Regions from separate parts of the Homo sapiens genome. Here regions 1, 2, 3 and 4 are each linked to region 5. The links are chromatin loops, found by intact Hi-C in ENCODE. Cell type or tissue: chondrocyte. All regions are shown on one strand. Region 1 holds the start of HEXB (hexosaminidase subunit beta). Region 2 overlaps POC5 (POC5 centriolar protein). Region 3 overlaps LOC105379040 (a long non-coding RNA gene). Region 4 overlaps POLK (DNA polymerase kappa). Region 5 holds the start of HMGCR (3-hydroxy-3-methylglutaryl-CoA reductase).

The links. A loop is a pair of places that touch in the nucleus more often than their neighbours do. Peaks named below come from ENCODE experiments on the same cell type or tissue, not always from the same donor. Only the 100,000 strongest peaks of a DNase experiment are listed, where the experiment ranks them.
Region 1: a loop joins it to region 5, with 2.4 times the contacts of the local background. A loop is called at or near these places in 10 of 110 quality-filtered maps.
Region 2: it touches region 5 in a loop (5-fold over the local background); 25 of 110 quality-filtered maps call a loop at or near these places.
Region 3: it touches region 5 in a loop (2.2-fold over the local background); 3 of 110 quality-filtered maps call a loop at or near these places.
Region 4: it touches region 5 in a loop (2.6-fold over the local background); 7 of 110 quality-filtered maps call a loop at or near these places.

Annotation. Positions count from the first base shown.
Region 1 is chr5:74,682,329-74,687,328 of GRCh38, reverse strand. It overlaps HEXB (hexosaminidase subunit beta), which reads right to left and starts at 2,096. Exons shown (of 14, transcript NM_000521.4): 1 at 1,770-2,096. The coding sequence starts at 2,068. RefSeq lists enhancers at 1,119-1,208, 1,219-1,268, 1,329-1,378, 1,884-2,384 and a silencer at 2,069-2,408. In chondrocyte, CTCF peaks have their summits at 1,759 and 1,962; a DNase peak (open chromatin) is centred at 2,148.
Region 2 is chr5:75,679,265-75,684,264 of GRCh38, reverse strand. The region is part of intron 10 of POC5 (POC5 centriolar protein); the gene reads left to right. Among named protein-coding and RNA genes, the nearest start is that of POC5, 36 kb to the left of the region's middle. In chondrocyte, CTCF peaks have their summits at 2,619 and 2,827 (motif pointing right); no DNase peak of the experiment used is centred here.
Region 3 is chr5:74,952,978-74,957,977 of GRCh38, reverse strand. All of the region lies in intron 1 of LOC105379040 (a long non-coding RNA gene), which reads right to left. Among named protein-coding and RNA genes, the nearest start is that of FAM169A, 89 kb to the right of the region's middle. RefSeq lists a silencer at 3,320-3,614. In chondrocyte, no CTCF peak of the experiment used is centred here; no DNase peak of the experiment used is centred here.
Region 4 is chr5:75,563,596-75,568,595 of GRCh38, reverse strand. The region is part of intron 3 of POLK (DNA polymerase kappa); the gene reads right to left. Among named protein-coding and RNA genes, the nearest start is that of ANKDD1B, 45 kb to the left of the region's middle. RefSeq lists enhancers at 1,543-1,622, 1,643-1,862, 1,817-3,016. In chondrocyte, no CTCF peak of the experiment used is centred here; a DNase peak (open chromatin) is centred at 2,719.
Region 5 is chr5:75,334,025-75,339,024 of GRCh38, reverse strand. It overlaps HMGCR (3-hydroxy-3-methylglutaryl-CoA reductase), which reads right to left and starts at 1,805. Exons shown (of 20, transcript NM_000859.3): 1 at 1,725-1,805. RefSeq lists enhancers at 775-1,333, 1,334-1,894 and a silencer at 1,574-1,693. In chondrocyte, CTCF peaks have their summits at 2,164, 2,364 and 2,567; DNase peaks (open chromatin) are centred at 1,444 and 1,944.

The sequences.
Region 1 (5,000 bases), 650 kb after region 5:
CCTAGACTGTGTGTTCCTGACCACGTCGCACTTTGTGAACACTCCCATATTTCCAAATCTTTCCAACTCCACTGTGCTTTTACTCTGAGATACCTGCTGCTCCTTCTGAGTTCCTAGAATGCTCACATGCATGCCTTCAAGTCTTAGCCATAAGGGCCAACACATTTTATGACCTGCTTCCTAATAATACCAGGCATAATTAATGGCTGCTTCACTCAGAGGCCATGAGTTAGGCAAACTCTTCAGGTAATCACCCGCACATGCCTTGAAATACCAAGCCTTGCCTTCGAACCATCTCAGCTGATTTAAGTCCTGGTTATCTACCTATTGTTAACTTACATCACCCATGCTTTCTTGTCACAGTCAGTTCAGCATATTACCAAGTCCTTGTTTTACTTAGCAGTATGACACAGAAGGAAAATCCAATTCTACAAGCTGAACTCCAAGGCAAACATAATAAGCGTGTTTGTTTTTAAAAAGATTTCCAACCCTAGTCATGATCTTCTGAGACAACCTTCATGTACTTTCCATGCAATCTTTCTGAATATCCCAATGCAACCAAACACTTTGGTTCTACATCTTAACCCCACTCTGGCCTTAGCAGATTGGATACCAAAGGCTCATTAGTGTGTGTGTCTAAAATAGAGACTGATAATACCCATTTAGTTGTACAAAACAGAAGGAAACCATGAGCCTTCTGATTGTAGAGAATGAACCATTTCTGCCATCAGCATCTTGGGCCTCTGCAGCTTGAGCCTAGGCACCTGTCCTATCTGGGGTCAGAACACATTATTCAGTTAGTTTGACATTCCCTCCCCACCTGTTCAGGGTCCTGCAAGCACACTTAAGCTCTATAGTATCCACTGGGTACAGCGACAGGCTTGGGGAATGCCAGGAGGCAGTACAGTTAGCACCAAATTACAATTCTGCAGGGCACGATACGCCTTCAGGACAGTCCCACCTACACAGGTCTCACACTGAGGGGACAGTGTGTGGCGTCTTCAAACATCTCCCCAGGGGAACCTGCCTTGTCTATGGTGTGATTGGCTGACTCCCATGACAAAACTCACCCTGTCTGCAGCCAAAGGGTGAGAGAGACAGAGGCGCTATCTAGGGGTCTGTAAAAGAGGAAGCAGGGAGAGCAGGCAACATGATCGGTGTTGAGAAACAAAGTTGGATACTGCCTAACCACTGACCGCAGAAACGTAGTCAGATGCAAACATGTCACATTTTATATGGAAGAGATTTTAGGAGAGAGGGCAGTTTTAGGCAGTGCTCGAAACTGAGGACTTCTGCCATTTGAGCTGTTACCAGGAGATGTGAGGAGAGGTGAGGGGGCGAAACTGGCCTATAAATGACAGTCAGCTTTGGGGGATTCCTGGTCCCTCAAGAGAGCTTGTCTAAGCCCTTCGGGTAACTTATCCCTTTGCACGTCCTTCAAATAAGGAGCTGTCACTTTCCTCCCCAGCTCCGGTGTCCCCTCCGTCCATGCCATTTGCCCAACAAGGCCTCAGAGCAAACTCCCTCTTCCACTTACTATCCGGCTCTCAAACCAGGGTTCCTGAGCACCCAAGGTGTCCCTTAAGAAGCAGTAGGAGGGTGGGGGCAAGAGCGTGGGTTCAGTCCATGTGGCGCTGGGCAGATCGCCTGCCAGCTCCCAGGCGGTTTCTCGTCTGCGCAGTGGGGTGGTGAGGGTCTGCACAGCGCTCCGGGGTGGTCCGCCTCTCCCCTCCCCCAGGACAACTCCCGGCCGGGCCGGGAGCGCTCACCGTCGAAACGCTTCCTCCAGCAGGGTGCAGGAGGGGCCCGCCGTGGAATTGGGGCTGTGGCTGATGTAGAAGTTCTCCGGGGCGAGATGCAGCAGGTTCGGGGTCATCTTCACCAAGAGCGGCAGGGGCCACAGCGCCGGCCCCGGCTTGGCCGAGACGCTCGGGGCCCGAGCCGCCTCCGCCACCTGCACCACCAGCGCCACCTGAGTCAGCAGCGCCAACATCGCCGCCAGCAGTGTCGCCAACAGCAGCGCCAGCAGCATGGGCGGCCGGGGCAGCCCCAGCCCGCACAGCTCCATGGCCGCTCGGCTGCTTTCCGCCCGGTCTGCCGAGCCGGAGCCTCGGGACCCGACTTCCCGCCCGGCCCGGATCAGAGGAAGCGCGGCCGCGGGTGAGTCACCGAGTCAGATGACTGCGCGCGCCCGCCCCCGACTCCGCCTCCAGGCCCCGGGAGCGTCCTCGCCCAGCCCGCCCTGTCCAGGTCACCTCGAGAATTTCCTCCAGGGGTGCCCTCGGGTAGGAGCAGAGCCCAGACAGCAACCTCAAACACGGGATGGCTAAAGTAAGAAAAATGCCCGGTGCTGGCCGTACGTGGTGGCTCACGCCTGTAGCCCCAGCACTTTGGGAGGCCGAGGCGGGCGGATCACCTGAGGTCAGGAGTTCAAGACCAGCCTGGCCAAATTGGTGAAACCCCGACTCTACAAAAATACAAAAATTAGCCGAGCATGATGGCGGGTGCCTGTAGTCCCAGCTACTCGGGAGGCTGAGGCAGGAGAATCTCTTGAACCCGGGAGGCGGAGGTTGCAGTGAGCCGAGATCGCACCACTGCACTCCAGCCTGGGTAACAGAGCAAGACTCCGTCTCAAAAAAAAAAAAAAAAAAAAAGAAAAGAAAAAGAAAACGGCCCAGTGCACAGGCTCGGGACGCCAGGCCGACACCGGGTCGCCGCTCACGCTGTCAACACGGGCGCTCTCCTGTGGATCCCTGGCTTCGGTGAAGCTGGAGAAGCCAAGCTTGAGGAGCACCTTTCTCCTCTCAGCCCAACCACCAGATAACCGAGATGAGAGCTGAGTTTATTTGCTCCTAAGTCTAGGCTTTTCTGTAACAGCACTTCAGCTGTGGTCAATAAAGCCTTCCTATCAGAACTCCCTGGGGCAGAGCATGCCCAAGGAATCCTGAGAGAGAACATCTTGGCTCATCTGTGTGGGTCCCGATATAAAGGATCCCAACTGACAAGTTTGATTTCATAACCCATCCCTAAGGAAGAGCCAGTGAAGTCACATGACGAACACGGACTGGAGATGCCAAAGGGAGAAGAGGTGTTCTCTTACCAGAAGGAGAAAACGCTAGGCAGACCAAAACCACAGATCTGCTATATAAGTATTCTGAAAATGAGGGTGGAAGAGCTTTAAGGAAAGACTTCAAAGAAATGTAATGATTAGGCCAGGTGCGGCGGCTCACGCCTGAAATCCCAGCACTTTGGAAGGCGAAGGAGGGCGGATCACAAGTTCAGGAGTTCGAGACCAGCCTGGCCACCAAAGTGAAACCCCGTCTCTATTAAAAATACAAAAATTAGTTGGGCGTGGTGGCGGGCGCCTGTAATCCCAGCTACTCAGGAGCCTGAGGCAGGAGAATCGCTTGAAACCGGAAGGTGGAAGTTTTAGTGAGCTGAGATCACACCTCTGCACTCCAGCCTGGGCAACAAGAACAAGACTCCATCTTAAAAAAAAAAAAAAAAGAAAGAAAAGAAATGTAATGATTATTGGGCCTCAGAAAATGAGACCCCAAAGTGTGGCACTTTGGCATGTTGAATACTTGGAACTGAAGAAAAGAGAGTCAGAAGATCTTTCTGACCTTCTCCTGCCTTTCTTTCTCCTGCTCCCCTTTCTTCCCCAGAGCAAGCCATAGAAACTAGAATTCCTCTTTTTCAAAATGGGTCACAGAAACTAGAGCCACTGTTGGGCATGGTGGCTCACGCCTGTAATCCCAGCACTTTGGGAGGCCAAGGCAGGTGGATCACTTAAGGCCAGGAGTTCGAGACCAGCCTGGCCAACATGGTGAAACCTCATCTCTACTAAAAATACAAAAATTAGCTGGATGTGCTGGCACACGCCCGTAATCCCAGCTACTTGGGTGGCTGAGGCACAAGAATCACTTGAACCTGGGAGGCAGAGGTTGCAGTGAGCCGAGATTGCACCACTGCACTCCAGCCTGTGCCACAGAGTAAGACTCTGTCTCAGAAAGAAAAAAAAAAAAAGAAGAAACTAGAGCCCCTATGCCCCCAAAGCCAGTCATAAAATCTAGAAATATTACTCTAATCTTGCCGTGTCTTTCTGTAGGAGCCAGCCATAAAGAGGTTCTCTGACCTACCTTGTCTGATAGTGGCTCTCAAGACTTTTGTTCCAGAGTGGCCCTGCACCGTATCCTGGAGGAAGGAATACCACACAGAGAGGCCAAGAAGAATTTGAACAGACACATCTTGCCAGGTTTCTCCTCTCTATTACCATTAGGTTGATCATATCCTTTTTGCCCAATCGCATTTCTGCCTGGCTGTCTGCTCTGCATCAAACCTAAACATCAAAATAGGCAGCTTTTCCTGGGTCTTTGAGCCTTCATTCTGAAGGCTCCCATGTCATGTAAAACTGATTAAATAAATCTGTTATGCTTTCCTTGTGTTAATCTGCTCTTTTGTTATAAGAGTGTCAGCCATGACTCATGATGGATGAGGAAAGGTATCACATCTTTCCACCCCTACATGGTGCATGTTTAAAATTCTTCCATAAAAGAAAACTTCAGTGGCACACTATTCTCCCCTATTCTTATAATTAAGACAAATATAATTTGCAATATCCATCTTTACTGCCACTTTTTACTGTCAATGGAAGCACGGCATAATGTTTCCAAGATTCAATCATCAATTTATGTTGTTGCAATTACTATATACTTAATTACAACTTCACATTGCATACTAGCTATCTATTGCTGTGTCACAAATTACTCCAAGATTTAGGAGCTTAAAACAACAACAGATAAATAATAAGATAAATATCTCACAGTTCTTGTGGTTCAGGAATTTAGGAGTCTTAGCTGGGTGATTCTGGATTAGATTATCTCATGAAGTTGCAGTTGTCTGAAGGTTTTTTTCTTTAGGCTTGGCTAGTGCTGGAGGATCTTCTTTTTTTTGTTTTGTTTTGTTTTTTTTGAGACGGAGTCTCGCTCTATCGCCCAGGC
Region 2 (5,000 bases), 350 kb before region 5:
TATTTAATTTTATATTTTCTATTCAGCTAACACCTTTCCTTTTTCCTAAATGCAGATATATCACTAACACTGCTCTGTAGTAACTCCATCTTGATCGAGTTTTAATTTGTAATTTGTAATTGGAATGGAGAGGAATAGTTTTTCCTAGAATCAGTGAGCTGCTATTAGAGAAGTGCCAAGAGGATAGTGTTAAATGGGGATGGAAGGTTTGTGTGAGAACTTGCCTGAAATGAAATTGATCAAGCTGTTAATATGGTAAGAGGCCGGGCATATTGGCTCACACCTGTAATCCCAGTACTTTGAGAGGCTGAGGTGAAAGGTTTGCTTGAGGCCAGAAGTTTGAGACCAGGCTGGGCAATATAGCGAGACCTCATCTTTACAAAAAAGTAGAAAATTAGTCAGGCATGGTGCTGTGCACTTGTACTCCCAGCTACTCAGGAGGCTGAGGCAGGAGGATCGCTTGAGCCCAAGAGTTCAAGGTTACTATGAGTTATGACTGCACCACTGCACTCCAGCCTGGGCAACGAGCAAGACCCTGTCTCTAATTTTTTTTTTTTTTTTAACTAGAGTTTCAGATGAAGCACATCGTGGCTCTAACTCCTTAGCCTCCTGTTGTTAAACTTGTATTCTGCAAACCATGTTTCTCAAGTAAGGGTGGAGTACAGATGCAAGCCAAGCTTATCAGACTCACCTGTGCAGAGCTAGCAGTGATTAGTTAGTCAGTTTAAAAAAAGCCATGCGCGGCGGCTCATGCCTGTAATCCCAACACTTTGGGAGGCTGAGGAGGGTGGATCACGAGGTCAGGAGTTCAAGACCAGCCTGGCCAAGATGGTGAAATCCTGTCTCTACTAAAAATATAAAAAATTAGCCGGGCATGGTGGTGGGCACCTGTAATCCCAGCTACTTGGGAGGCTGAGGCATAGAATTGCTTGAACCAGGGAGGCAGAGGTTGCAGTGAGCTGAGATCACGCCACTGCACTTCAGCCTGGGCGACACAGCGAGACTGTCTCAAAAAAAAAAAAAAACAACACTGTTAACTTCTTTCCTGCTGTGGTGTGGATCTGGTATAAAGGCATGTATAGTTTTATAAAGCTCCTGAGATGATTCTGATTTGCTTGTCTTCCTCTTCTCCCCAACTCCTAACCACTTACATAAGAGGAAAGAAGAGGCAGAATAAGTTTTAGGTCTTAAAATTCCCTTGGCAGGCCATCAGAAGGTGCCATTGCTCTGGACGGCTGTCTGTAGCTAAAGGAGGTATTGAGACAGACAAGTGGTCACCTTTAGTATTCTAACAGGTTTGAATTTTTACCTTTCGAGAGCTACTAACTTTGGGAGAAAATACATTGAGATCAGTTATTTACCAATTATTGACACAAAGAGTTTGAAAAATATCTAGCACATGGCTAAGAGAAATTTATGTGGGGGAGCTGTGACTTAGAAATAAGACATTGGCCGAGCACAGTGGCTCACGCCTGTAATCCCAGCACTCTGGGAGGCCGAGGCAGGTGGATCACAAGGTCAGGAGATTGAGACCACGCTGGCCAATGTGGTGAAACCCTGTCTCTACAAAAATACAAAAAAATTAGCCGGGCGTGGTGGCATGCGCCTGTAATCCCAGCTACTCAGGAGGCCGAGGTGGAAGAATCACTTGAACCCGGGAGGCAGAGATTGCGGTGAGCCAAGATCATGCCATTGCACTGCAGCCTGGGTGACAGAGTGAGACTCTGTCTCAAAAAAAAAAAAAAAAGAAAGAAATAAAACACTAAAATTCAACTCTGACATATTTTCAGCTGTGTTTGTTTTCCATGATTACACATTTTGAAGTGTGATCCTGCACAGATGACCTCATTTAAACATTCACTCACTGTGTTTATGTTCTGGTTTCTCATTCATCTTGCATATGCAGTTAACACACGCGGAGCTAGATTTTTCAAAATTCTCTTCCTAAAATGTAACTTCATGGGTACATCTGCATTTATATGTAAACCTGAATATGTATGGGAAGAACTGAATGAATGAGTTTGCTTAGCACCCTTTTTATTGCTAACTTTTTGAATAATCTGGTCATCGGAGATAGTGTTGAAGTCTTTGAAACCTGAAAACCATAATATTCTGTAGACAGCCCTTCCCTGTCTGCCCTATCCCACTATATCCACTTCTTCAAAAACAGATACACACTCCATTTCAGTCACATAAGTAAGTGGCCTTTAGGGCCAGGGAGAAAAGAGAATCACAATTAAATCTATCTCTAAGTATAATCTTAGTTTTCTTCCTTCCTTATATAGTTGAAATACTCAGATTTACCTCAAATATGTGTTTTTGTTTTTAAAAGAAACTTGATAACAAAAGTAGGAATAAATCCAGTAGTTGGCTAACTTACTGTGAAACCATCATTGTTGGGAATAGGAAAAGAAGAGAGAGATTTGCAATCCTGGCTTGGTTATCTTTCTTGTCATTTTAATCACAGAGGCTTCCTATGAACATTCAAAAATTTTTTTCAGTTTTTCTTGGTATTTCCAGTAGCTAAAAGGAGATAGGTCCAGAAAGTACAGAGAATTAGCAAACAAATAACTGGAGAATGGAAGATTACCATGCTAATAAAATAATATCTTATTTTAAAATATTATTATTTTAAAAAATTATTTAAATTTAAATAAAATTATTTAAAAAATAATAATATTAAAATGATTTTCTTTAATGCAGACATCCTCAGTATGTTAAAGACAATATCAGAATTTCATGGTGGAAACCATTTTTCAAAAAAGGCTGGACAGTTATACAAGCAAGCATATTGCAGTTCATAAAGTTGAACAGTAGATGGCATTTTATTCTTTTTCTAACTTCAATTGGAATAATTGAGGGGAAATATTTTTCACTGAATTTTAAAGCTATTTGGTAAAGACCTTTAGTAAAGTTTCTCTTCTAATTTTCCTCTTCATTTGAATAGAAAGTGAAAGGGTATCATTAGGGAGTTGGTACTGCGTTCTCCATTTTATAAATGAAGAAATTGAGGCTTAGAGAGTATGCAACTTGCCTAAGGACACGATTAGTAACTGATTTGGAATTCAGACTTTGAAAATCTGATTTAGACCTCTTACTCTTAACCAATGATCTGTACTGTCTCTCTGTCAAATATTAAGCTACAAATACTGTTTTTAATGTCATTTCATTTTTTTTCTTACTCCTTTCAATTTTGTTGCTTATGTTGATGTGGCTTAAAATGCTAGAATTTTTATTTTTATAGCATTTTTTAAAGTCAGCTAAGCTGATAAATTTAATGAACTCCAACATGATTGGTACCAGTAAGTGGTCATTTAATTTGCAGAGAATGATACATACCTAATGCATTATTTTATCCTAAAACATAAATATGTATTAATTTGCTGGTTTTAAATGTGGAGCCAAACTGAATGTGGGGTCAAAGATTGTAATTGTCATCTTTTTAATATAAACCACACCCAATATATTTTCTATGATCTCCAATTTCAGTTTCTGTAAAGCATGAACCTAACAAAACTTTCCAAACAATCTGATTAGAGAATCCTTCTAGGTTTTTCTTTCCTCCCCCTGATTAGTAGCAACTTTTTTCTAATAATTTATCTTTATGAATTATTTCTAAATTGTCCTTATGCATTTTCAACTTTTTCATCAATTTATACAATTTTTAATACATTAAATAAACATTAACAAGTACAAGTGACAAACCATCTGAAAACAAGCAGCCGACAGTAAACATGCGAGCCATTTAAGACAACTTCTATTTAATTCAATGAGCGTATAGAGATTTCTTTTAGAAGTCTTTTAGAAGTCATTTTATTTACAGGAGTATATATTTTCAAATTATTGAAGGCATTCTAAAGCAATTCTGAGCTGGGTTGAATGAAGCTTATCATCTATGAGCATTTTTCCTGCTACTCTAATTTTCTTCAGTCCAGACTTCTCTAGTTTTTCATTCACACCTGAAGCTCCAGGTGAGAATCATGGCTACTGAGAGGACACCCCTCAAGCGTGATTGGGCAGGAGGAAAGTTACAAACTCAATTGTACTTATTTCCACATTTTGGCAAAGAATATTCCTGCCAGCAATTAGTTTTCTATTTTGAAATAGCATTTAAGCATCTTCAGGAGTTTGTAAAATCTTTTTTGTCCCTTATTGTAATAAGTAATAGGACAAAGTTTCCCTCAGGCCAGAAGCATGAATTTAGTCCACAAAAACATATTTGTAAATATTTTTAAATCTGAGATTTAGTTTTTCAATTTCATAAGATCCATAGAAGTTTATGGTTTAAAAAGCCAAATCATTTTTACAAGGACTATAGTGAGAAACAGTCTTCTAAATTCCTCTCCCTAACTCTGTTAGCTGTTTCTTCTGTTTCCATTTTTTCCTAAATAGTATGTTTATATCATTATTTCTACATTTATTAATTTCAAACATTATCTGTTAACTTATTACAGATAAGAGGACTTGGCCTCCTGATGCCACCTTATTCCTTCTCTCTCTCTTCACTTTCCTTATCCTCCCTGTATGTTATAGATATTCCCATTTCAGATTAAATCATTTATGATTACTAATATAGCTAAGCCATGAATGTGTACTATGACTACATTTCCTTTCTGGTATAATGTTTTGTTCTTAGAATTAATTGCTTCATTTTTATCTTCGGTTTTCTATCCAACTATAGTGAATTATTTCCAAACTCTCCAAGGATTACAAAACCCCACTGAATGCTGTTTTCCATAGGGTCTTCCAAAAACATCAATACTCTGTCATTTTAATTTTCCCAGAGACATCTCTCCTGAAGCCCACTCTCTTCCCATTTCAGTATACAGCTGTGACTGTGTGTAGCTAGATGCAGCTATATGGAGAATCACAGATGAACTATAATAATCGGGAAAAGATTGATACTTAATAAATGCCTTTGGAAAAACTGTTTAGAGAAAAAATGAATTTAGATTAATACTTCACACTGGAATTTCAAATGTTTTAATAAGCTAAGCCAA
Region 3 (5,000 bases), 380 kb after region 5:
AAGATTGTATTTTTAAAGGAAGCTAACACCCCCTCAAACAAAGGATCTCTGTATTATTAAACTTTCCAAATGAAGCCTCTGCTAAGTGCACACCCCAAATACGCTAGCAGTTGTTTTCAATGATTTCATAGGGTAAATATACTGTTCTCCTCCAAAAATAACTTGCTCCTTTCTAAGTCAGGCTCCCTTCTCCATTTTTTCCTTGAAGCAAGTTTGAGGTGCCCAACATTGTATTAACTTTGTTTAGGATCCACCGTAGTCAAGTAGTGGACATCTACGAAGGCTGTTTGAGCAAAAAACCTGTACTTATGCATCTTTCTGAAACATGGTCTTTGTAGTGGACACACACTGGGCTGGCTTCTGACTCAGCATCATCCTGGCTGTGCATTCAAGCCTGGCCAGGGCCAGGTGTCCAAGAGTAGAAGACATTGACCCAGATTGGGCTAATCAGAATTTGAATAGAATACACAGAAGATGGGCAGAGTTGAGGCATCTAATGCCAGTGACATGGAAGAGTCTAGGAGCTCCAACTGCTGCCTGGGATCTTGCCCTTTCCTCATCCTACCCTTTCTAATATTTAGAATCCTCCCAGAAATCTGTTTTTTATTATGTTGGCTAAAGTTAAATGTTAATCAGTGTTTTAAACTGAGAGGAGTCTCCAGGGTGTTATCATAGAACTCTATCACTAGCCCAGTGTTCCTTGTCACCTTTGTTTGGAGCCTTAGATTAAACATTAATACTTATCATTGGCTGAAGCCTGAGCTCTGCATTTCTTTTCTTTTTTTTGATACGAACTCTCACTCTGTTACCCAGGCTGCAGTGCAGTGGCGCATTCTCTGCTCACTGCAACCTCTGCCTCCCAAGTTCAAGTGATTCCCCTGCCTCAGCCGCCCAAGTAGCTGGGTTTACAAGCATGTGTCAACACACCTGACTAATTTTTGTATTTTTAGTAGAGTAGGGGTTTTACCATGTTGGTCAGGCTGATCTCGAACGCCTGACCTCAAGTGATCCACCTGCCTCGGCCTCCCAAAGGGCTGGGATTAAAGGCGTGAGCCACCGGGCCCAGCCAGAGCTCTGCATTTCTAACAGGTCCCGGGTGCTATCTATGCTGCTGCTCTGCAGACTACATTTTGAATAGCAAGGCCTTAGAATACATAGAAGCTATGGTTATCAAATCTGCAGCTGCCCTCAAGTTTAAAAGAAAAGCTAACATGGAATTACTGAATCTGGGCATTTACATCCCAAATTAAGGTTAGATTAGAAATGGCAGGACTAATAATAGCTAACATTTATTGTAATAGATACTGGCCACTAGACTATGTTCTTCTGTATTCTCCAGGCATCATCCTAGCAAGCCCTGAGATGAGCGGTATTATTATCCCATTTTAGAAATGAGTCAAGTAAGGATGTGCCCAAGGCCATGGTTGGTAGGAAGTTTAGGCCAGGTGAAACACAAGCCATCAGATTCCAGAGCCCTTGATAACATCGCACAGCAGTGCCGTTCTGAGGTATTCAGGCCAAAGCCAAAGAACCGCATGCTTGAACATGTACAGCATGATATAGAGAGCCCTTCTGCCTCAGGCAGGAGGTTGGATCAGATGACCTCCAACCTCCCACCTAACCAAGAGCCTGGCCTTTCCAAGTGGAACACCTCCATTCCTCTTGTCTCCTCTCCCATCAGCTGATACTGAAATGGAGAAAATGATGTATATATCGTGTGTGTGTGTGTGTGTGTGTGTGTGTGTGTGTGTTGGTATGGAAAGCGAGAATTATAAGGGATACGCTTATGTGATTATGGAGGCTGACAAGTTCCAAGATCTGCAGTCAGCAAGCTGGAGACCCAGGAGACCTGATGGTATAGTTCCAGGCTGAAGGCCAGCAAGCTCAAGACCCAGGAAGAGCTCATGGTTCAAGTCCAAAGGCAAGGAAAAAAATGATGCCCCAGCTCAAAGGCAGTCAAGTAGGAAGAACTCCCTCTTAATGGGGAAGAGTCAGCCTTTTGTTCTATTTAGGCCTTCAGTGGATTAAATGATTCTCAATCACATTTGGGGGACAATCACATTTACACTATCTATTGATTTAAATGTTAAACACATTCAAAAACACCCTCACAGAAACACTCAGAATACTGTTTGACTAAATATCTGGGCATCCCATGGCTCAGTCAAGTTAACACATAAAATTCACCATCCCCCACACTTTCTCTTGAGGATCTCCCCAGCTGACATTTTCTCTTGCTTTCATGGGCTGAGATGGCCAATTTCACCTGGGGCTGGCCCCACTTGACACAGACTACAAATTGGGATTTCCCCCTACCTGTGCAAATGCAAATTCCAATCAGCTTTTTAATCAATAAATGGAATTCCCTCAGTGAAGGGTTATTCTGTTTTCTCTTCTTTAGAGTTAAATGGTTTATCTAGAAGCCTCTAGATAATATCTCCATCTTCAAAATATAAGCATTTATGACTGAAAAAAAAAGTGTCAGTCTTTTGAAAATTATGTTGATGAGTTCAACTCTCCATCATTGTAAGGTGCATGGTGTAAAGGGACTGTGCATGCTCACATCCGAATCACTCAGTTGGGGTCACTAGAAATATTGAAACAAAAGCGTAAATAAGCAATAGATAAATAAGCAAGTAATCTCTCTCACATCCACATGCAAACCTCTCTTAAATAGCACTGGAGATGGCATCTGAAACTGAAGAGAAAATTATATCCAGTGAGGCAGAGAAGCGATTTTATAGTAACTCTTTCTTGTTAGCAAAGTTTAGTGAATAATATTTAAGTAACGAGCAAGAAGTGAGTCACCATAATCATTATTTTTTCTATGCTTGTGGAATGCCATCGGGCAGCTTTGTTCCAGAAAACTATGCATAAACACATTTCTCAAGCAAATAATTTACAGTGAGATAAGGCAGAAAAGGCAGAGATAGCAGGGTACAATCTGTGGAATTCTGTTAATTCAGTACACTGAAATTATTCATTTTTTTTTCTTTTTCTTTTTTGGAAACAGGGTCTAGCTCTGTCACCCAGGCTGGAGTGCAGTGGTGTGATCTTGGCTTACTGCAGCCCCAACCTCCTCAGCTCAAGTGATCCTCCTGCCTCAACCTCCCCAAGCAGCTGGGACTACAGGCACGTGCCACACCTGGCTAATTTTTTACAATTTTTTTGTAGAAATGGGGGTCTTGCTCTGTTGCTCAGGCTAATCTTGAACTCCTTGGCTCAAGCTATCTGCCAGCCTTGGCCTCTCAAAGTGCTGGAATTACAGACATGAACGATTGCACCCAGCCAAATTACTCTTAATATTATTAGCTGACTTATTTGCAAAGAAGTATGAGTGATCTTTGTCCCAAATACATTGTGTAATTACTATCTCTCTCTTGTGATATTTGATCTTCCTGGAAATGCCATGATTCAACAGACCAAAGGAAGTCAACTTTCAGGACAGAGCAGGAAGCTGCCAGGGCCTGGTTCTCTCTGATCCCAAGCTGGCCATCACCACGACTAAAGTCACAGTTCAAGGATGCTGATGCTATGAAGATCTGCCTCCTTGATAACTCCATAGATGGCAGACAGACACAGAAGGTGGCTGCTGGGGCACTGTTTGGCCTTGAGCAACTGCTCAGGAATGCAGTCCAAAGTTGGTGGTTCAAAGGCTTCCCACTACCTTCACCATAAAGAATGAGTCCTAAGCATGGCTGGGCCTCCTCCAGCCCTTGTCTACTTTCATTCCCAGGATGTGCCATGCTCCTTTCCCGTCACAGGGCCTCCCCCCATGCTCTTCTTATCCCCCATTACACGTTCCCCTCTCCTGTTTCTATAGATGTCCCCTTTTCTGTCACAGACTCACAGACTTCCCTGACCTAATCAGGCGATTTCCCCTTTACATATTCTCACAGTATCTTGTTCCTGTGCCTCACAGCTCTTGTTGCAGCTGTAAGTTTATGTGAGCGTAAATTCCACCCTCGTGTTGGTGTCTCATGGGAATCGTAGGCCCAGTAAGAGCAGTCCCATCTGGTTTTGATGGCCACTGTGTCCTTGGTGAGGATGTGGCACATGGAATGTCCTCAATTACAAATATTTGTTGAATGAATGATTGCAAGAATAAATGATAGTGAGGGTGAGGGATGTTGTGCCTCAGGCTTTTTCCCAGAGCTAGGGAAGGGCGTGATCACCATGAGTTCCATACCCTTGTAGTTCTGTTTTTGGCTCAGTCCTACGCATGCATGCATATTAACATGGGACTGGTGAAAGGAAAGGAATGGTCCACATCACAGCTTAAAAGCTCAGCCCTCAGGTCAGACCCTCCTGGTGTGAAATGTTTCAAACAAGCTTGGGCAAGTTATTTTAACTCTGCCTCCTCAGTTTTCCATATGAAAATAGGGTTGGGGGCTGGGCGCGGTGGCTCACGCCTGTAATCCCAGCACTTTGGGAGGACAAGGCAGGCGGGTCACGAGGTTAGGAGATCGAGACCATCCTGGTTAACACAGTGAAACCCCGTCTCTACTAAAAATACAAAAAAATTAGCTGGGCGTGGTGGTGGGCACCTGTAGTCCCAGCTACTTGGGAGGCTGAGGCAGGAGAATGGCATGAACCCGGGAGGTGGAGCTTGCAGTTAGCCGAGATCGCGCCACTGCACTCCAGCCTGGGTGACAGAGCAAGACTCCGTCTCAAAAAAAAAAAAAAAAAAAAAAAAAAAATATTGGGTCAGGGATGGTACCTGACCCCACTTCCTCTTCAATTACATGAGATCGTGCAGGAACATATTTATATACAGTAAATGCTCAGTAAGTGTTAGCTGATATTATTAGAGGAAAGACTCCAAATCCTCAAAAACTCCCCACCACCTTGATCACGATAAATCAGGTAGGTACATGAAACTTAACCTTGAAGCAAGAAACATGTTAGAATATCTGAAAGCTTATCATACGAGTTTTTTAGTACCAGTAATTCTATGGGAGTTGGTGAAGAGTGAGATTTAAGAGTGATGCATTTTTAAC
Region 4 (5,000 bases), 230 kb before region 5:
TTCTTAATCTTTAAAGAATTTTAGTTTCTTCAGAGAAAACTAACAACTTAGTTTTACAACGAGAAAGAAATGAAAGGGGGTAGAAATAAACAAAGGAAGCAAGTAAGAAAAGTGATTTTGCAGCAGACATACTCATTTCTAACTTCCATTTTTGTGGCCGGCCTCCACTATCAAGGCAAGAAAGGCTAAATACTCACTTTCCCAGCTTACCCTGCAGCTGGAGGTGGCTGTGTAATAGTTGTGATCTATGCAACATAGGGAAGTTACCAAGACCATTAAAGTAAAAATCATAAGAAAGCTATTAAATAAGCTGGAAAATATACAGAACATAGAACAGTACCTGGTACATGGCACAAGTTCAATAAATACATCTATTACTAAAAGGATCAATGGATAGCTGCATAATAAAACATTAAAAACTGAGAGAAAAACAGCCAGCAATGAGCAAGTGGGGTCATCTATGGAACGTGGAGTTCCCTCTAGCAAGTTTTCTCAAAGGTGGAGAGCTATAGGTGTATATGTGGCTTTTTCCCTCATGTTGTACTCCAGCTTTGCCTCCACTCTGCAGAATTTTTTTTATGTCCTTCCTTCTTAGTCTTACTGTGACACTAGCTGCCCACTAGTCGCAGGTTAAAACTATAACTCCTCTTTTAGAAGCAATCACCCTGACTCATGTTTGTCTACAGGAGGTACAGTGAAATCTGTAGGAGGCTTCCCCTTGTTTAGGCTACAGCTCACTGAATGACCTGGGTTGCTCTATGCCTTCCTCAGGCTGTTCCTCTGTCTAGAGTGCCTTTCCAAGCTCTGTCACAAGCCTTCAAGGATCAGCTGAAATATCTCTTCGTATCTTAATGGAATGTCTGTCCTCTGTGCCACAGAATTTAATGTTCCTTGCTTTCCTGCTCTTGCATGGCACTTACTGTATTAGATACTAAATTGTCAGTTCCTTCAGGAGAAAGACCTTATCTGATTTCAAATTATTTTCTCACAAGAGAGACGGGGAGGGGAGACTAGAAGGAGAAAAATAATGAATTTATAGCAGTATATTAAAGTTGGTTTAAAAAGTGAAAGGAGTACTAGTAGAAAAATCTTGAAGAAGGCTAACTTCTTACAGTAAAATCCCATACCTAATAAATGGAACCTTTCAATATTACCAAAATTTAACATGCTAATTAAAACCTACTTCTTTTAGTACCTCAATTCTGAACCAGAGAATAGCACCATGACCACATATAAACAAATTATGGAGATTAACAAAAACAAATGTAAACTAAAAACTACTCTATTTTAATCCAGAAAATATACCTAAGAAATAACAGTCAAATGAGAATAAGAAAGTGGCATCTGAAATACTTGGACATGGAATCATCTAGAAAAGAAAAAGATAATAAATAGAAAGCAAGTCAAATGGGAAAAAATTCTCCTCAGACTCATATATTAATGCTATAATAATGTCTTCAGCAAGCTATTCTCTTTTTTTGTGCTTAAAGCAAGTGTAGTTGCCAAAAGGAAACCTCTCCACTGCATGACTCATACATTCCACTTTCCTTTACTATCTCTCATTAGTCACCCTTGTCTGAACTCTTTTCTTTCTACATCAACCAGATGCATGCCACTACTGCTTTTAAAAGTTTCTTCAACTGAAATCCCCATTCATATTGTCCTTTCTTCCATTTTCCAATGACTTTCAAGTTCTGATCTGAGTCTCCAACATGCACGTTGTTCCTTTTGCTACTGCTCAAAACTGGTGTGTGTCACACTCGTTAAGAATAACGGCTTCGGGGATTCCCGGGTAAGATGGCTGCAGCTCCCAGTGAGACCAAGGCAGAAGGCAGGTGATTTCTGCATTTCCAACTGAGGTACCCGGCTCACCTCACTGGGACTGATTAGAAAGTGGGTGCAGGCCACGAAAGGCTAGGAGAAGCAGGGTGGGGTGTCACCTCACCTGGGAAGCACAAGGGGTCTGGGAACTCCCTCCCCTAGCCAAGGGAAGCCGTGAGGGACTGTGCCGTTGGTGAGGGATGGTGCTATCCAGCCTAGATATTACGCTTTTCCCACTGTCTTCACAACCTGGAGACCAGGAGATTTCACGGGGTGCCTACACAACCAGGGCCCTGGGTTTCAAGCACAAAACTGGGCGGCCATTTGGGCAGACACTGAGCTAGCTGCAGGAGTTTTTTTTCATACCCCAGTGGTGCCTGAACGCCAGAGAGACAGAACCGTTCATTCCCTGGGAAACGGGGCTGAAGCCAGGGAGCTGAGTGGTCTGGCTCAGCGGATCCCACGCCCACGGAGCCCAGCAAGCTAAGATCCACTGGCTTGAAATTCTCGCTGCTGGCAGAGCAGTCTGAAGTTGACCTGGGACACTCCAGCTTGGTGAAGGGAGGTGCGTCATCCATTACTGAGGCCTGAGTAGGTGGTTTTCCCCTCACAGTGTAAACAAACCCAGTGGGAAGTTCGAACTGGGTGGAACCCACCACAGCTTGGCAAGGCCACTGTAGCCAGACTGCCTTCCTAGATTCCTCCTCTCTGGGCAGGGCATCTCTGAAAGAAAGGCCACAACCCCAGTCAGGGGCTTATTGATAAAACTCCCATCTCCCTAGGACAGAGCACCAGGGGAAAGGGGCAGTTGTGGGCACAGCTTCAGCAGACTTAAACATTCCTGCCTGCTGGCTCTGAAGAGAGCAGCGGATCGCCCAGCACAGCGCTCAAGCTCTGCTAAGGAACAGACTGCCTCCTCAAGTGGGTGCCTGACCCCAATGCCTCCTGATGGCAGGGGTTGACAGACACCTCATACAGGAGAGCTCCAGCTGGCATCTGATGGTGCCCCTCTGGGATGAAGCTTCCAGAGGAAGGAACAGGCAGCAATCTTTGCTGTTCTGCAGCCTCCACTGGTGATACCCAGGCAAACAGGGTCTGGAGTAGACCTCCAGCAAACTCCAGCAGAACTTCAGAAGAGGGTCCTGCTAGAAGGAAAAATAACAAACAGAAAGCAACAGCATCAACATCAACAAAGAGGATAACCACGCAAAAACGCCATTCAAAGGTTACCAAAATCAAACACTAAAGGTAGATAAATCCACAAAGATGAGGAAAAAACAGTGCAAAAAGGCTGAAAATTCCAAATAACAGAACACCTCTGTTCCTCCAAAGAATCCCAACTTCATGCCAGCAAGGGAACAAAACTGGATGGAGAATGAGTTTGACAAATTGACAGAAGTAGGCTTCAGAAGGTGGGTAATAACAAAGTCCTCCGAGCTAAAGGAGCATATTCTAACCCAACACAAGGAAGCTAAGAACCTTGATAAAAGGTTACAGGAACTGCTAACTAGAATAACCAGTTTAGAGAAGAACATAAATGACCTGATGGAGCTGAAAAACACAGCACAAGAACTTCGGGAAGCATACACAAGTATCAATAGCTGAATTGATCAAGCGGAAGAAAGGATATCAGAGACTGAAGATCAACTTAATGAAATAAAACATGAAGACAAGGTTAGAGAAAAAAGAATAAAAGGAACAAACAAAGCCTCTTAGAAATATGGGACTATGTGAAAAGACCAAACCTACATTTGATTGGTGAAACTAAAACTGACAAGAAGAATGGAACCAAGTTGGAAAACACTCTTCAGGATATTATCCAGGAGAACTTCCCCAACCTAGCAAGAAACGCCAACACTCAAATTCAGGAAATACAAAGAAAAACACAAGATACTCCTCGAGAAGAGCAACCCCAAGACACATAATCATCAGATTCACCAAGGTTGAAATGAAGGAAAAAATGTTAAGGGCAGCCAGAGAGAAAGGTCAGGTTACAAAGGGAAGTCCATCAGAATAACGGCAGATCTCTCTGCAGAAACCCTACAAGCCAGAACAGAGTGGGGGCCAACATTCAACATTCTTAAAGAATTTTCAACCCAGAATTTCATATCCAGCTAAATTAAGCTTCATAAGTGAAGGAGAAATAAAATCCTTTACAGACAAGCAAATGCTGAGGAATTCTGTCACCACCAGGCCTGCCTTACAAGAGCTCCTGAAGGAAGCACTGAATATGGAAAGGAAAAACCGGTACCAGGCACTGCAAAAGCATACCAAAATGTAAAGACCACTGACACTTGAAGAACCTGTATCAACTAATGGGCAAAATAACCAGCTAGCATCATTATGACAGGATCAAAATAAATGCCCCAATTAAAAGACACAGACTGGCAAATTGGATAAAGAGTCAAGACCCATCAGTGTGCTCTATTCAGGAGACCCATCCCATGTGCAAAGACACACAACGGCTCAAAATAAAGACATGGAGGAAGATTTACCAAACAAAAAAGAAAGGAAAGAAAGAAAAGAAAGAAAGAAAGAAAGAAGAAAAAAAAGCAGGGGTTGCAATCCCAGTCTCCGATAAAACAGATTTTAAACCAACAAAGATGAAAAGAGACAAAGAAGGGCATTACATAATGGTAAAGGGATCAATGTAACAAGAAGAGCTAACTATCCTAAACATATATGCACCCAATGCAGTAGCACCCAGATTCATAAAGCAAGTTCTTAGAGACCTACAAAGAGACTTAGACTCCCACACAATAACAGTGGGAGACTTTAACACCCCACTGTCAACATTAGACAGATCAACGAGACAGAAAATTAACATGGATATTCAGGACTTGAACTCAGCTCTGGACCAAGCAGACCTAATAGACATCTACAGAACTTTCCACCCCAAATCAACAGGATATACATTCTTCTCAGCAACACATCGCAATTATTCTAAAATTGACCACATAATTGGAAGTAAAACACTCCTCAGCAAATGCAAAAGAACAGAAATCATAACAGTCTCTCAGACCACAGCGCAATCAAATTAGAACTCAGGATTAAGAAACTCACTCAAAATTGCACAACTACGTGGAAACTGAACAACCTGCTCATGAATGACTCCTGGATAAATATGAAATTAAGGCAGAAATAAGTAAGTTCTTTGAAATCAATAAGAGAACAAAGAC
Region 5 (5,000 bases):
TGTCTCTTTGAAGCCAAGAACTGCGTCTTATATGGCAGTCATTTTCAATCCCAACAAGATCTAGCATTCTGCTGCTCAAGCTGGTATTCCAGAAAGAAGGAAAAAAAAAAAAAAAAAAACGAATCTTGCACTGGCAATCAGGAAATCTGGATTCTATACCCAATTAGCTCACATTCTATTACATGTTGTTTTTTAAGTCATATCTATTCTCTTCATTCACTTATGAAGCTAGAGCTCCAAAGTTCTCTGACAAAGATAAGTGTTAAATGGAATCATATGAAACTGCTATTTTTGTAGGTTAGTTGAATTTTAAATACTGGCAATTTCACATGGGTCAACCTAAGTAGACCATGTAATTCCATAATGTGGCTATCTATAGTCTAGAAACTAGACCATAAAGGAATACAAAGAGTGTGTGCATGCACGCATACTCACACTCTTATCTTGAAATGGTTATCCCACATACCCGACAATTTTCATGTTAATGCTGTAACCTATGTGCAATTTTGTTTAACCTTCATGTTACTAATTCCCATTTGTTTTGGCCACCAAGTTTATCATAAGTTCTGGAAGAACACTACAACAAAGCAGGCCTGCAAAATCCAGCCTATCCCCAAAGTACTGTCCAGGTCTTTGCTAGATTATCTCTAAATTGCAAAATGCCTTTCACTGCATGGAGAGGAAAATAAATTCATAAGTAAACAAAAAGTACATTCTCTACCTTGTGGGACGCCGAAATCATGCACATTTAGTATAGCCCAGAAACAAATGCTTCCTACGACTCTGCAGGACCATGTCTAAGAAGGAATATCCTCAAATCCTGAAATATTTCAAACGACTACTTAAGAATGGAGTACATCGACCTCCTCCTACTGCAGAAATTAACTGTTCTATATTTGTATCTCCAAGGTACATTTTTCCTAAAAGAATATCAGCACCAAGGAGACTACACCCCTTACCAAAAAAAAAAAAAAAAAAAGAGGGAGAAGAATCTTTTGAGTCATTGTGCGAATCCCCACGTTGGGCTCCGCATCCTCTCAAGCCGTTCTCCTGTAAATAACCAGACACATCTACACCAATCCACGGTTCTTTCATGGTTCTAAGTTAGTCAGCAGTATTTACAGAGATCTTTCCCGTCACCTAAAAGAAAGGTGCTAACGAACAGCAGTTCCTGGGCGTGAATGCCCGGATCCCGGGATGCAGGCGCTTCTCCCGTCTGCCCTGCGAGCTGCCGGCCCGACAGCCCCATAGACCCCTAGCATTTCTCGAATCCAGGGGCCTCCGAGGTCACCCTGCCTGACACCCTTTCCGCCCCGATTTTCGTGACCGTGCAGCCAGCACTGCCTACTCTGACTGAACAGGGACGATGAACGCAGCTACGCCCCGCGGGTCCACCGATGATGACCGCAGTCACGAAGAGGCCAGACCGCCGCCCGCCTCTCAAGCCCACCCCGGGACCCCGGGTTACTCCGGCACTGATGCCGGCCGCCGCTCGGCCTGCCGGGCCTCAAGGACATTCCTTGCAGTCCCCGCGGGTCCGAGCTGCCACACCGACAAAGCGCAACCGCAGCCCCCTCCAGGTCCGCAGGAGCTGCCGGTAGCCACTTCCCAGGGCCGAGGGAAGCTCCAGAATTGCCACCAACACAGCCCAAACCCCGCTCCCACCCATCTCCGCCCCGCTCCCCGCCGCCCCTGCCCCTCTTCTCGGTCACCGCCCGCCTCACCTCCAGATCTCACTAGAGGCCACCGAACCCCGGCGCCGACGCTCAGCCTGGCTCCAGTTAACGCAGTCGCGGAGCGGAAGGAGCCCTCACCTTACGCACGCTCGGAGCTGGACGAGCCTTCGACCAATAAGAGAGGATCGTTCGATTGTCTAGCCAATCGCCTGGGGGCTGCTCGGCCTGACGGCGCTACGTCACGAACGGTCGCCTTAACAACCGCCCACAGCTCTCTGCAGGGCCAAGAACAGGCACCGCACCATCTCTCACCACGGCTCGGCCAACCAATAGCCGTTCGAGTCCCAGCACTAGGGCCTGCCTATTGGTCCTAGAGCTGTGGGGGCGCACGCATGGCAGCTGCCTAGGCGGAGGCGATAGGGGACCAGGCGGGTGGAGTGTCCCACAGCCTCAGTGCCTGACCCGTGCTCGTCCTGGCTGTGATAGTACAGTAGGAGGCAGTGATAGGAAGCAGAATCGGAGCGTGAGGGAAAACGCAGGGTCAGGTCGATGACTGAAAGCTCAGTTACTAGCGCGGGAGAGATGGAGGGAAGCGGAGGCGGCCATGAGAAAAAGAGGAATATAAAAAAAGGGAAGGTGGCGGCGACGGGCACCTCAAACCTGTAACTGGCCGGTAGCCGAAACCAGCGCTTTCCCGAGATTTACCCATTAGTGTAAATGGCTCCGGTCACCTGCGTCTCTCTCTCTTGTGTGCGACATCCATTGCATACTGGATTCTCTCTGAAATGTGCCTCTCCTGCGTCTTCTGTGCGTTCCTTCTGCTCTCCGCCTGGTGCAGGGCTTTATTATGTCTTACTTAAAACAGTGCAATAGCCTCTCCTAACTGGTCTTCCCAGTCTTACACGCATGCACTTCCCAATCTGTCCTGCAGAACTCCCACATGCAGTATGTGGCATACTACTTCCTATTATGCCATAGACCCAAATCAGCGTTTCTCATTGTCTACTGGATTAAAGAAAGAACCTGTCACCACTAATATGGCCCCACCACACATTTCTGACGTATCTCTACTTTCCTGTGCGAACCTTACAGTTCAGCCAGGAGTAACTGGCCCTTCTTCAGTCACACTCAGTACCTTTTTACCTCCCTGCTTATGTTCTCTTTGTTTACCTTGGATATGCCTACCCATTTTAACTGCTGAGATCCTAAATATCCCTTAAGGACTTTTTCATATGCCACCTCCTTTCCTAATTCCCTCAAACACATCATCACTCCCGACCTTGAAAACCCATAAAATTTCCGTAGTATTTTTTTATTTGTCTTACTATCGTATGTGGAAATTTATTAAGGACAGGAATTGTATTTCACTCAATTTTTAAAGCCCATATTTTGAAACACATTACGAAGAAAACACTAAACACTCCTTAGTTTTAATAAATGATTATAGATTCTTATAATCCTTATATAATAGGTATTATTCCCATTTTACAAAAAAGTAAAAATTAAAGTTTGTCAAGCAACTTGCTGTAGATCACATAGATAATGAGCAAAACTGGAATTTGAACCCAGATCTAATGCTTAGGCTGGTTCTACTGTTCCCCACTGCTTCAGTGTAAGACCTTCATTCATATCTCTTTACCAAATGTTGCCTTTGAAATGCTCATTATGTGAAGTACACACTGTGGTTGGCATGGGAGATATAGTGACAAACATGACAGACATAGTGCCTGCCTTTATGAACCTTGCACAGTAAAGAAAACGGGTGAACTACCCAAAGATTGCAGTGTTCTCTTAGCAGCCTTGTCAAAAAAAAAAAAAAAAAAGAGAGAAAAGTGTGTAAGTACCGAGAGCCTAGAACCTGTCATATTTTTAATGCCGCTAGAAGTCTCAAGGACCAAATATCTCAGAAGTTACAGGTTGTACACATGCCTACTAATGTAATTCAAATAAGGACTAAAGTTGTTACCAAAACAGGCTTTAGCCCAAGATTTAGAAATTTTCATTCGCAAACTGCCTAATTGGGAACTCCAATAGGAATATGAGTTCCAAAGCAAGCAATAAAGAAACACCAGTTGTCTAGTTTTATGCTCTTAAAATAAATTCTATATCCTTCCCAAAAGGTATTTCAAAAGAATCTTTATAGCACTTAACTAATAATTTGTACTTAGTGATAAATCACAAAATTTGGTATGGACACAAGGTAGAAAGGGAGGGTGGGGGAAGCGCCAAGGAAGTCCATGTGCCGCTTCCTCATATGCATTTAACCCTTCAAGGAAAGAGTTTATAAAAGTATAATTTTTTTATTTTTAGAGACAGAGCCCAGGCGGGCGTGCAGTAATGGGTCCGGAATTGGAGGGTTCTTGGTCTCACTGACTTCAAGAATGAAGCCGTGGACTCTCGCGGTGAGTGTTAACAGCTCTTAAGGTGGCGCGTCTGGAGTCTGTCCCTTGTGATGTTCAGATGTGTTCGGAGTTTCTTTCTTCTGGTGGGTTCGTGGTCTCGCTGGCTCAGGAGTGAAGCTGCAGACCTTCGCGGTGAGTGTTATAGCTCTTAAGGCAGCGCGTCCGGAGTTTTTCGTTCCTCCCAGTGGGCTCTTAGTCTTGCTGGGCTCAGGAGTGAAGCTGCAGACCTTCGTGGTGAGTGTTACAGCTCATAAAAGCAGCGTGGACCCAAAGAGTGAGCAGTAGCAAGATTTATTGCAAAGAGCAAAAAAACCAAGCTTCCACAGTGTGGAAGGGAACCCGAGCTGGTTGCCAATGCTGGCTCAGGCAGCCTGCTTTTATTCTCTTATCTGGCCCCACCCACATCCTGCTGATTGGTAGAGCCGAGTGGCCTGTTTTGTCAGGGCACTGATTGGTGCGTTTACAATCCCTGAGCTAGATACAAAGGTTCTCCACGTCCCCATCAGATTAGTTAGATACAGTTTCCACACACAGGTTCTCCAAGGCCCCACCAGAGCATCTAGATACAGAGTGTCGATTGGTGCACTCACAAACCTTGAGCTAAACACAGGGTGCTGATTGGTGTGTTTACAATCCCTGAGCTAGACATAAAGGTTCTCCAAGGCCCCACCAGAGCAGCTAGATACAGAGTGTCGATTGGTGCACTCACAAACCTTGAGCTAAACACAGGGTGCTGAATGGTGTATTTACAATCCCTGAGCTAGATATAAAGACTCTCCACGTCCCCACCAGACTCAGGAGCCCAGATGGCTTCACCCAGTGGATCCTGCACCAGGGCTGCAGGTGGAGCTGCCTGCCAGTCCCGCGCCGTGCGCTCACACTCCTCAGCCCTTGGGTGGTCGATGGGACTGGGCGCCGTGGA